3 separate regions of the Homo sapiens genome follow, and all the other regions are linked to region 2. Evidence: chromatin loops called from intact Hi-C (ENCODE). Cell type or tissue: endothelial cell of umbilical vein. All regions are shown on one strand. Region 1 overlaps FAM107B (family with sequence similarity 107 member B). Region 2 has its middle 8.3 kb from the start of FAM107B. Region 3 overlaps FAM107B (family with sequence similarity 107 member B).

What was found. Hi-C counts contacts between places; a loop is a spot of excess contacts. Peaks named below come from ENCODE experiments on the same cell type or tissue, not always from the same donor. Only the 100,000 strongest peaks of a DNase experiment are listed, where the experiment ranks them.
Region 1: it touches region 2 in a loop (12-fold over the local background); 1 of 110 quality-filtered maps calls a loop at or near these places.
Region 3: it touches region 2 in a loop (14-fold over the local background); 1 of 110 quality-filtered maps calls a loop at or near these places.

Annotation. Positions count from the first base shown.
Region 1 is chr10:14,586,358-14,590,357 of GRCh38, reverse strand. All of the region lies in intron 2 of FAM107B (family with sequence similarity 107 member B), which reads left to right. Among named protein-coding and RNA genes, the nearest start is that of MIR1265, 150 kb to the right of the region's middle. RefSeq lists an enhancer at 1,881-2,080. In endothelial cell of umbilical vein, no CTCF peak of the experiment used is centred here; a DNase peak (open chromatin) is centred at 2,107; H3K27ac peaks cover 3,881 bases.
Region 2 is chr10:14,781,243-14,785,242 of GRCh38, reverse strand. No RefSeq gene overlaps it. Among named protein-coding and RNA genes, the nearest start is that of FAM107B, 8.3 kb to the right of the region's middle. In endothelial cell of umbilical vein, no CTCF peak of the experiment used is centred here; DNase peaks (open chromatin) are centred at 2,282 and 3,322; H3K27ac peaks cover 2,624 bases.
Region 3 is chr10:14,576,639-14,580,638 of GRCh38, reverse strand. The region is part of intron 2 of FAM107B (family with sequence similarity 107 member B); the gene reads left to right. Among named protein-coding and RNA genes, the nearest start is that of MIR1265, 140 kb to the right of the region's middle. In endothelial cell of umbilical vein, no CTCF peak of the experiment used is centred here; a DNase peak (open chromatin) is centred at 2,118; H3K27ac peaks cover 4,000 bases.

The sequences.
Region 1 (4,000 bases), 190 kb after region 2:
TAGTCACAGTCTCATTCTGAGGAGTCGTGCTGTTGACCAAACACTTGATTTCATATAAATCATGGCTGTGACCAATAAGTCCTAAAAGAAAGATGTGAAAACTAGAAACGTGGAAGAGTTTGAAATCATAAATGTTGCTTCTGTTGTCAGAGAGGTCTTGAGCTTGGAGAAGCCATAGAAATGAAGAGGTCATCTAATCAAGATTCTTCATTTTTGGTGAATAAACCAACGCTTAGATGTGTTAAATTGCTTGCCCAAGACCACACAGCTAATGATTTGTAGAGTTGGAACCAAAACTCATCCTGGAATAAGGACCATTAGTACGTTAAGTGTTTCTTTTGAACATGTTAAATGCTTCTTACATGCATCATTTTTGGATCCTCATGACAACCCTGTGATTTAGGACTGTAATTGGTTTTATTTTCTGAGGAGGATGTTGAGGCATAGAGACATTGAATATCTTGCCCAGGATCACCCAGGACTGAGATATATTCACTGCAAAGAATGTGCTTTTCTTTTTTTTAATTTTTAAAATTTTTAAATTTTGCTTTATGTTCTGGGCTACATGTGCAGTACATGCAGGATTCTTACATAGGTATACATGTGCCACGGTGGTTTGGCGCACCCATCAATCTGTCATCTAGGTTTTAAGCCCCGCATACATTTGGTATTTGTCCTAATGCTTTCCCTCCCCTTGCCCCTCATCCCCCAAGAATGTACTCTTATTCACCCTATGGTGTACTGCCTTCTGATTCATTCAGTCATTCATTTCTTCCTTGTTATTATTATTACTGTTTAAAATTCATTATTTCGTGTTAAAGGAATGCCTTATTCCTAACAGCCCAGAAACATTGCCTTTCAAGGACTTTCCATATACTCTTAAAATCTATATTTTTAAAAACCTACCAGCTCTAATTATTGCAGATATAGTCAGTGGAAATCACTAGCTATAATAAATGTTATTTGAATAATTGGTAATTGTGCCTGGCTTACTAGTATTTGAAAAAGCTTTCAGATTATAGATGGTTCAGGACTCTTATAAGATGTCTAGGTAAGTTTGAACTGATAGTTTCTTTCTTTTGATAAATGTCCTATGCCAACCTACAGCTTTAAAAATAATTCCTTTGACCATTCTTTTAAAAAGTCACCACTTACTCTTTTTTTTCTTTTCTTTTTTTTTTTTTGAGACAGTCTCGGTGTGTCACCTAGGCTGTAGTGCAGTGATGTTATCTCGGCTCACTGCAACCTCCTGGGCTCAAGTGATTCTCCTGCCTCAGCCTCCCAAGTAGCTGAGACCACCGGCATGCACCACCACACCCGGCTAATTTTTGTATTTTTAGTAAGGATGGGGTTTCACCACGTTGACCAGGCTGGTCTCGAACTCCTGACCTCAAGTGATCTGCCTGCTTTGGCCTCCCAAAGTGCTGGGATTACAGGCGTGAGTCACTGCGCCCAGCCTCACCACTTATTCTTTAAATTCTTGGAAACATCATGAAGGAATCAACTTGGGATGGGTTTGGAGCCCTCCTTCTCTCTCTTCTTCCTCCTTTTCACTCCCCTTCAGTAACAGTAACATCCTGGGGAGCTCTGAAGCTGAGATTTCATAAAGATCAGATGTGTTTTTGGGAGACAGCGTGTGTGGGGTGATGGGTGGGGAGGAGTGGAGGTGAGAAGTCACCCTGTGGCATGGGAGAGGATGTTTGATGTTGATTTTCTGAGTGTCAGCCTCCTGTTTCTCAGGACGGTTGGTTGACTGTCTTTTTCTCTACTTGCGCTGCCCACAAAGAGCCAGATGTGGGTGCCTCCGGGGGTTTATGGGACCCACTTACCTGTGTGAAGCTGGCTTACAGAGAGGGGAGAATGGGTAGACCCTGGTAGCGTCCAGGGAGACTTTCACGTGGGCGTGGTTTGTACTCTGACCCACTGGTGACTTTAAACAATTTGTCATCAAATACCACAGTTGGCTTTGCAGCTATCTGGTATTTGTGCCTGGAGTAGGTTTGTTTGTTTTGTTTTAAATGCTTCTAAATTACAATTCTTTGTGAGCTTCCTGTTTCCTACTTACAGCTGAAATATGTGATGACTGACTCTACCAGGACTGCTTTTTTCCCCTTTTCTGCATTTGTGCTGGAAACAGAACAGCTTGCACGCACAGCCTGGAGCATGTTGCCTGCATGTGCTTCTTGGTGGACGTGAGCACATGGCTGACTAATTTCAAAAACCGCCTATTTATATCCTCTTCAGAAGCGCTGTCAGACATTAGGCACTCTCTCTACTAACGTCACGTCGATTAATATGGATTTTAAAATGGAAGTAAATTATTTTTTACTCATGGGTGAGTCATTAGATAGTCTTTTTTAAATATACATCCCACCATTTCTCTCAAGGGTGTCACACTGGTAATTGTCCCATGCTGGAGTTTTCAGCAGTTATCATAGGATTGAGTGCAGGAGGAGGCTGTGGAGAACACCTAACCCTCTGATTTTATAGATGAAATGACAGCCCAGGGTTGCTGAATTACTGAGAGCTCAAAGCTCCTTGGTGCAAATCTAGGACTAGAGCTCTCTCCTCCCGTAGCTTCGAATTGAGCACAGTGTCCTTTACTGTCACCCACCTTGCCTCACCCTACCTACCCCACATGCTGGCACTTGCCACCACAAAAGAATAAAAACAAGGACAGGAAACAAAACTTCCTAGTTGCTAGGGTTGTGGTGACGATTTTATAGCAGAAAAGAAAATAATGTTTAAGATATGTAATCCTAAAGAAACTGTCTTTTTTTGGATGTTTGTGTAAGACAAATTCTTATTCATACTAATGGAAAGTCTTAAAAACATTAAACATGAAAAATAGTTGTTCATACCATGAAAATAAGCCTAGGCATTTATTTAAATGTATGAGAACTATCTTTGTCGACTGTGTCTGTTGTCCACATTTTGACTTCTAGGGCTAAGCAACTTCCCGCGATTGGATAAATATGGGAGTTCTTTCTAAATAAATATATGAGAATATATTTCTGTGCATAAATACATGAGAATAAATACATGAGTACCTGCATTGTGTCTTACACTGTCATTATCCTCAGGCTTTTTTCAGATGTATGTTGTCATTTATTAGTTCCGACACTGGCGCATTAGAAGGACGATGAACTTTTTGCTAGATAGACCTAGGTGGCATGTCGTAAGTGCTTTTATCTTGGTGAGTTCAAGTTTTCTCATCTCTGCAGTGTGACTATTATCAGGCAGGAAAAGCACCTGGCACAGTGCCTGTACACAGGTGTGAACAGAGGTTAGTGTCTGCTCCCCCAAGGTGGTGTTGTGATGTGATGTCATACGTGATTGTTTACACTCTCACCTGATGGGCGAGACTATTCCATTCTCATAGGACTCAATGAGAGAGAGTTTGTCCCAGGATTGGGGTGAATGTTTCACCTATATCATCCTCTTGGGCCTTCTCCACCTGAAATGTAGCCTAGTTTGATAAGCAGTGGTAGAATACAGAGACAGGTTAGGAACCTGGTGGGGGTAGAGGGTCCATACTGGAGCTCTGGGATCTAATTGGAGAGTGGAGGAGCGACCCTGGGCTCAAAGGTATGGCTGTCTTCATCCATTTGGGCTGCTGTAACAAATACCACAGACGGGGTGGCTTAAACAGCATTTATTTCTCACAGTTCTGGAGGTTGGGAACTCCAAGATCAAAGATGCTGGCAGATTTGGTGTCTGGTGAGGGCTCCCTTCGTGTTTTGTAGAAGGCCACCTTTTTGCTGTATCCCCACATGGTGGAGAGGGAGATCATCTGCCTGGTGTCTCTTTTTCTAAGGGCACTAATCCCATTCATGAGGGCTCCACTTCTATGACTTAATTACTTCCCCTAAGCCCCACTTCCAAATATCATCACGTTGGGATTAGGGCTTAAATAATATGAATTTATGGTGGAGGAGGAAAAAATATTCAGTCCATAGCCATGGCCAAGGTGAGCAGAGGCTTCAAGTCTATGGGCAGG
Region 2 (4,000 bases):
CATTGTCATTATCATTTTAAACCCTTTAAATGATTTCACTGTTATTTTAGTGGAGTTATCTTACTACTCGTGAGTCATTTAGAACTTGGATTAGTGCTTTGACCTGTATCAGGAATCATATTCACTTTTTCTTTAAAATTTAATGGCTCTTTCTTTAACAAATGAGATCATATATAATGCTTTATAATCTACTTTTAAAGATTAATACAGTATGAAGATTTTTCATTTGTGGGCAACTTGCTATAGGACCTGCTCTCTTCATTCCTTCGTCACCACTTGCCCATAGTGTGTCACACAGGAAGGCAAGGATGGTTAGCACACTTGGCCCTGGGAGGATGAAGAATGCAATGGGCTGGAAGTCCTAGGGCAGGTGGGATGTGAATATGGGACAACACATTGCCAAGGGGCAGCTATTGGGAAAGGATACAGGGCATGTGGCTTAAGGCAGATGCTTTTTCACTCTGAAACAACTGGGGCAAAAATTTGTAGACAGCTGGACACTATTTGCAGATAAGACATCGTACTGATTGTGCAATGACATGGCCTAGCCACCTTCCCAAGGATAGAATTCTATCTGGCTTTATTAACTCTCCAGGGATGGCCTCGACTTTGGCTGCCTGTTCTTCCGGCCACCCCAGGAGGCTGAACACCCCCCCGAATGCAGGCTGTGGGCCAAGAAGAATAGTGACAGGAGATGGGGAGTGGGCATATCTGGGGGTCTCTGAATCCACCCAAAGGACAAGGGTCCATTGAAGGAAGCTAAATAGGAACCTGATCAGTATTTCCTCTGAAGTATTAGTAGAAGTGATAATGATGTCTATGGCCGGGCATGGTGGCTCACACCTGTAATCCCAGCACTTTGGGAGGCTGAGGCAGGCAGATCATTTGAGGACAGGAGTTCAAAACCAGCTTGGCCAACATGGTGAAACCCCATCTCTAATAAAAATACAAAAATTAGCTGGGCGTGATGGTGGGCACCTGTAATCCCAGCTACTCAGGAGGCTGAGGCAGGAGAATTGCTTGAGCCTGGAAGGCGGAGGTTGCAGTGAGCCAAAAGTGTGCTACTGTACTCCAGCCTGGGCAAAAAAGCAAGATTCTGCCTCAAAAAAAAAAAAAAAAAAAAAAAAAAAGAAGTGATAATGATGTCAGTAGAGTCCTGAAGCTTGGGGCATTGCTGAGCATCAGACAGGAAAGGTGTATTTTTCTTAGGCTACCTGATTCACCAGCCCTTTACATTTCAGCGGTACTTTTGGGTAGAAAGCAGAAAAGCTTTTGATTTCTTTTTCCTGAAGGAAGATAATTTTGTAATCAGCTGGGAATTCAGTGTGAGGATTAAAAAGAGGAGTAAAGAGAATTCCAGATTGTGAAGGCAGGGCAGTCTTGCTTCCAGGCAAACCCGATGACAGTCAAATCTAGTTTTGCAACACAATTAGGGCATTTTCACTGACCTCAGAAATGTTGGAGAAATTCTTACCAAAGGCTGGGTGTGGTGGCTCATGCCTGTAATCCCAGCACTTTGGGAGGCTGAGGTGGGTAGATCACCTGAGGTCAGGAGTTCGAGACCAGCCTGGTCAACATGGCAAAACCCTGTCTCTACTAAAAATGCAAAAATTAGCCAGGCATGGTGGCGGGTGCCTGTAATTCCACCTACATGGGAGGCTGAGGCAGGGGATCGCTTGAACCCAGGAGGCAGAGGTTGCAGTGAGCCGAGATTGTGCCACTGCACTCCAGCCTGGGTGACAGAGCCAGACTCCATCTCAAAAAAAAAAAAAAAAAAAATCCTTACCAAAAAAATGGAAGTGAATCCCCATTTTAAGTTCACTTTGATTTAAAAATATAGTCATGTGCTGGTTAACGACAGGGATACATTCTGAAAGACGTAAAATTAGGCAATTTCACTGTACAAATATCGCATGGATGGTAGAGTCCACAGCACACCTGGGGTATAGGGTATAGCCCATTGCTCCTAGGCTACAAACCTGGACAGCATGTGACTATACTGAATACTACAGGCAGTTTTAACACAAGTAAGTATTTGTGTATCGAAACCTAAAATACAGTATTATTATCTTATGGGACCACTGCCATGTATGCGGGCCCTTGTTCACTGAAACATTGTTACGCAGTGCATGAGTGTAAATATAGGGGAAGGGAGAGGATGTGAAATCAGACAATGGCACTGATCCTGGCCTTATCTACAACCACTGCTGTGTTTCTGGGTCTTATACCCCAGATCTGTTTCCTGCCCCTTCCTCTGCCCCTCCTGTCTTGGTTAGGTGACCTTCCTTCCTCCACACTGAGAAAGAAATGATGCTTCCTGTTACTTTCAGGGACTGATGTGGGACTCCTGAACTCCGTTGTGCGTGCTGTCCTGCTGGTACCAAGGCTAAGGCCTGGGAGCAAAGGTCGGTCTTCCCTTAGGGCAGAGGATGTTCTCAGCATTAATCATCTTGGGGCAGGAAATGACTAGCAAGGTGGCTCTTAGGAGAGCGAGGGAACCCAGGGCCTTATCGCTTAAGCCTAGATTCTAAGGAATCTAGATGAGCCTTTTTTTTTTTTTTTTTTTGAGACGGAGTCTCACTCTGTCGCCCAGGCTGGAGTCCAATAGCACGATCTCGGCTCACTGCAAGCTCCGCCTCCCAGGTTCAAGTGATTCTCCTGCCTCAGCCTCCCGAGTAGCTGGGACTACAGGCATATGCCACCATGCCCGGCTAATTTTTTTTTTTTTTTTTTTTTTTTTGTATTTTTGGTAGAGACGGGTTTTCACTGTGTTAGCCAGGATGGTCTCTATCTCCTGACCTTGTGATCCGCCCGCCTCGGCCTCCCAAAGTGCTGGGATTACAGGCGTGAGCCACCGCGCCCGGCCTATCTAGATGGGCTTGACAGGGGTAAGACAGTCCATGCTACCCAGATGCTGAACAGGAACTCGGCAGACCGGAAGCCCCGGAAGACCCTGCGACAAATAACCTGGGGGCTTTGGGGCACCGACAATGATGTTACCCAGCAAACAGTCAAAAAGAAAACTTTTTTTTAGAGAGGCATAATTGCCTTTTGTAATCAGCAAAGTCTGGTCATGCACCAAAGATGATTATCCGCTGAATTGTGCAGAAGGGGCAGTTGTGTCCCTTTTCTTGGGCTGGATTTTTAAGGCAGAGGGCAGTGCCTCCCGAGGCCACTGTGGCAGAAGCGATTAGCGGGATCCCCACAGAGAAAGTGAGACTCAGGAAACAAGGGGATGCAAGATCAGCCGGGCTTCCTGACTTGGGTCATTATCTTATTTCCAGGAGCCAGCGGGTTTCCTCACTGCACTCACCACACTCACTCATGTGCTCTACTGCCCTTTGGGCTCCAAGAGAGCAGGATCCTGGCTTATTTCACTCCAAGTAGCACCTGACTCAGAACCTGCTCTGCAGTGAGTTCTCAATCAATGATGTTTGAAGACATGGGCCCCAGTGATAGTGCTTTCTCTATGCGCTCTCTATGGAAAATGACAAATCTTCTTAAGGCATCCTGATGGAGGCACTGAATGGCTGAGATCCGCTCTGCTGGTCTCCCCTTTGGAGAGATCATTGGTGCCACATGCTTGATTTTCATCTGAGACCTCACCTAGAACTGAGCATGTTGGTGCCTTGTCACCTTGGGATGTTTCCATGCTATTTTTTTCTAATAGAAAAGTTAGTATTTGCACATGGTTAACAAAATTCAAACAGTACAACAGGGTATACCATGAAAAGCATCTTCCTCCCAAATCAGACCTTTAGTGTCCCCTCTCCGGAGGCAGAAGACTTCTTGGACATTCCTCTGAAGCTTTTCTACATAAAAGTAAGCACATACATGTATATATTTATATGGGTATATTTTTAGATATCCACATGTGCTTAACTTTTCAATTTGCTTTTGTCATTCAAAGTATTTCCTGGCAATTTTTCATATTGCCCCATGTAAGTTGACTTTATTCCTTTTAAATTAAAAAAATTCTATTAAGTAATACTTCTATATG
Region 3 (4,000 bases), 200 kb after region 2:
CTTTTGTCCATGCTGTAGTGCGCTGTTCCTTGTGTAACATTCCATGTGGAAAACTTCTTTTAGACAATCATACCATGATATTTTTTCTTTTCCTTGAGAAGATGGATACTTATTTTTTTTTCTAAGAATGTATAGTATGTACCTTTTTATTTTTGGTCCTGGCCCCCAGGAAACTCAAAACCACACTTAATACAGAGATCTGGAAATTATATTAGCCCTTGTGTGTACCACTTGCTGTTTCTTTTGTAGGGTGGCCTTGACTTACTTACTTTTTTTTTTGGCACGGAGTCTTGCTCTGTCGTGCAGGCTGGAGTGCAGTGGCATGATCTCGGCTCACTGCAAGCTCCACCTCCTGGGTTCACGCCATTCTCCTGTCTCAGCCTCCCAAGTAGCTGGGGCTACAGGCACCCACCACCATGCCCAGCTAATTTTTTTGGATTTTTAGTAGAGACAGGGTTTCACCATATTAGCCAGGATGGTCTTGATCTCCTGACCTCATGATCCACCCACCTGGGCCTCCCAAAGTGCTGGGATTACAGGCTTGAGCCACCGCACCCAGCCTGGCTTTCTAATGTTATTTTATTTACCTAGTTGAATGTATGACTTTTTTTTTTTTTTTGAAATGAAGTCTTGCTGTAACACATGCTGGAGTGTAATGGCATGATCTCAGCTCACTGCAACTTCTGCTTCCTGGGTTCAAGCAATTCTTCTGCCTCAGCCTCCCAAGTATCTGGGACTGCAGGTGCCTGCCATCATGCTTGGCTAATTTTTGTATTTTTAGTAGAGATGGGGTTTCACCGTATTGGCCAGGCTGGTCTCGAACTCCTGACCTCAAGTGATCTGTCCTCAGCCTCCCAAATGCTGGGATTACAGGCATGAGACATGTATGACTTTTAACACACTCCAAATCTTTTTTGGAAGGAACTAGTGAATGACAGAACAGTTTTATCCTCCTCTTATCTCCTAATATGGGGTATTGAGTAACAAACTTGGTTTTGAAATTCTGTTGCCCTTGTGTGCTTTTACTTGGGTAATGCAACTAACAGAAATTTCTGGATTTGCTTAAGTAGAATTTCCATTTCTTTGCTTGATAAAGCCCAGGGTTGCAATTTTAGGGCAGTTACCAGCCAGGTAGAGAGGTAGGAACGGTTTTGAGATGACCCTCTCACTGGTTTCCTCTGTTTATTCTAATTGTGAGATTTTGGTTACTTTGCAATAGAGGGTTTAGATATGCACTGCTTTACAGCAACCGGGTAACTGGCTTCTGAAGATTGAATATACGGTTTCTTCAGCATTGCTGTTTCCAAAAGAGTTTAGTTTGTTTTCATTCATTGACTTAGTGCCTTCCTCTGTTCAAGGAATTCTACTAATTGGTATGGGTGTTTCCAAATGATGCTTAGCTGGCCGACCCTTCTTTGGAGAAGCTTACATTTAAAAAAATTAATTTTCACAATTGGTATGTCAAATTGGTAATTATTTCAGAAGCAAATTAAGATAACATCTTAGAAAATCAATTTATGGACTTGAGCCGAGTGCTTCATACAACGAATGGGTTTTTTCTAGGTGTTTGTCACCGGGAATTTTCCTGAGAGGCTTGTATATATTAATAGAAAAGGAGTGTAGCTTTTTTTTCTCTTCGTTATAATTTAGGTAAAGTCTTACAATGTGTGAACAAGGCTGTCATTTTTAGCTTGCGTTTGAACGAAAACATGCTATACTTTTTGGAGACCCTGATTGAGTAATCAGTACTTGGGGTAGTGATAAACCACAGGTGAGCTAACTTGCGGCATTCTTTAGATTAAAATTTGATCGTCATTGTTTGTTCCCAACAATGATTTGCCAGGAATGGTATGCATACTTCTCTTCTGCCCCATTCTTCCTTGTTCTAATCTCTTCTTAAATAGTTCTGTTTTTCTTTTGCTGAACAGGAATTCCCAAGTAAATAATTCTTTCTTGTGACCGAGGGTGCAGTTGGTGAGGTCTTCTTGCCTTCTGAATGGCCAGTAGCTGCTTCCGGACTCCGGAAAATATGTCGCAAATGAAGACTGCTATCACTCACTCTATAAACAGGACCAGAAAGTGAGCAATTTGGCAAGGTCCCCTCTCTCGGCAAGTCTGATGGATCTCTTTTTTTTCCCCAGTGAAGGCTTGTCATATTTATAAGCCAGTAGTGTTATTTCAGAATCTCCGAAGGAAATGTGCCTCCGTGATAGGGAAGCAACTTGTTTATTCTAGACTTTTCTTCACTATATTTCTAACGTTGAGGAAATTACTCAAAGAGGTTTGGCAGAGTGAAGACAGATGAGTGAGACTGGATTGAGTTTATGGAATGTATTAATTCAACTGATGTTTGTTCAACTCCAAATGAAGGATCCAGCATCCAGGGCACAGATAAGTGCAGGATATTCGCCCTCAGGGAACTTCCTGTCATTAGGGAGGCTGGCACCTGCTTGCAGTTAACAGAAATGTTAGCGTAGTTGCTCATTCTGCTTGGAAGCGGAGTTCGTTACCATTTCATTTAATGAACTTTTCCAAATGGAAAGAAAGCTTTGTACCCGCACGCCCTGGCTCTGGATGTGGAGGTTGAGAGCCCTGTGAAGCTCTTATTTAAACATGAAAATGGGTGTCAGCTTTAGGACTAAGTTCCACTGGGAAGAACTGGGGGAAGGGAGCCATTTTTAGGTGGCATTAGCCATACCACCTTTAATAAAAAACTTCGTGTAACTCAATGTATTTCCTGGCTGGCTGCAGTTACAGAAATATTAACTGTCCTAAAATGTTTATCTTAAAGAGAAACGACTTCAGTATTAGAGAATGCACAGAAAACTAGATTATAAGTAAATACTTTTGTTCACATTGGGGGTTAAAAACATTGGGCCTGCTTCATCATGGTTATTAATGTGGACCTGTGTTGTTACGTTATAAGCAGAGGTTTACAGATCTGAGTTTCAAGGCTTGGCACTTGGAAATGAGCTGAGATTAGCGTTAGAGAACAAGGCCTCTCCTGCCATCTTGGGAGCTGAAATCCCAGGATCTCAACCTGAAAATCAGGGGCTAACACTCTGATATTGATCTGTATACCTTCGGAAATACAGTTTTTAAAAAGAAACAATTTTTAAGACTAGAACATTTTTTTTTATTTCTTCGTACTATGCAAGTTTATATACGTAGCTGTAAAAGGCAAACGTAAGCTCGCTTTTTTAAAGATTCACGTGAAGCTGTTTTCTTTCCGTGAACGGAAGAGTTTGACAGAGAAACACCTTGGTAAGCACACATCGAGAATACGTTATTAGAACATGATTCTTTCTCCATTGGGCCCCATGAGGCCAAGCAGAAAAATCCAGCAATAGAATGCAAATATGAGCATGCTTTCTTTAAGATGTATCATAAACTGTTTTCTGTCAGAGAATGGAAGGATTTGACAGAGAAACACCTTTGTAAGTACACATCGAGAATACGCAATTAGAATATTGTCTCAGTTGGGCCCTGTGAGGCAAGGAGGCATATCCAGCCATAAAAGGCATGCATGTTTTCTGTAAGATTTCATCATAAGCAGTGTTCTGTCAGTGAATGGAAGCATTTGAATAGAGAAACTTCTTTGTAAGCATACATTGACAATATGAAGAAACAATTATTGATCAAAAAAGCCATGCATTATTATGTATTTTTTCCATTCTGCTTGTAATCAGTGTTGCTGTTTTTTCGTCGTGTTTAATAGAGGCAACACATTACTGATCCCAAATACTCTGGGAAGATTTAATCTAAAATACCCCTTCTCTATTCAGGGATCTAATCATTTCTGTTCTTAACTAGGTTTTCATTGGTATTCTCAACTTTTCTAATAAAACGGTTTTTGGGACTTGCAATCTTCTTTCATTTTGTAGTAAGTAGCCTTATTCCTGTTTTATAGATAGAAAAAAATAAAGTACAAAGATGTGTTTGCACTGTTAGAATTCTAATGCCACAGAATACTACTGTAAATGTTTGGTTCCAATTGTGC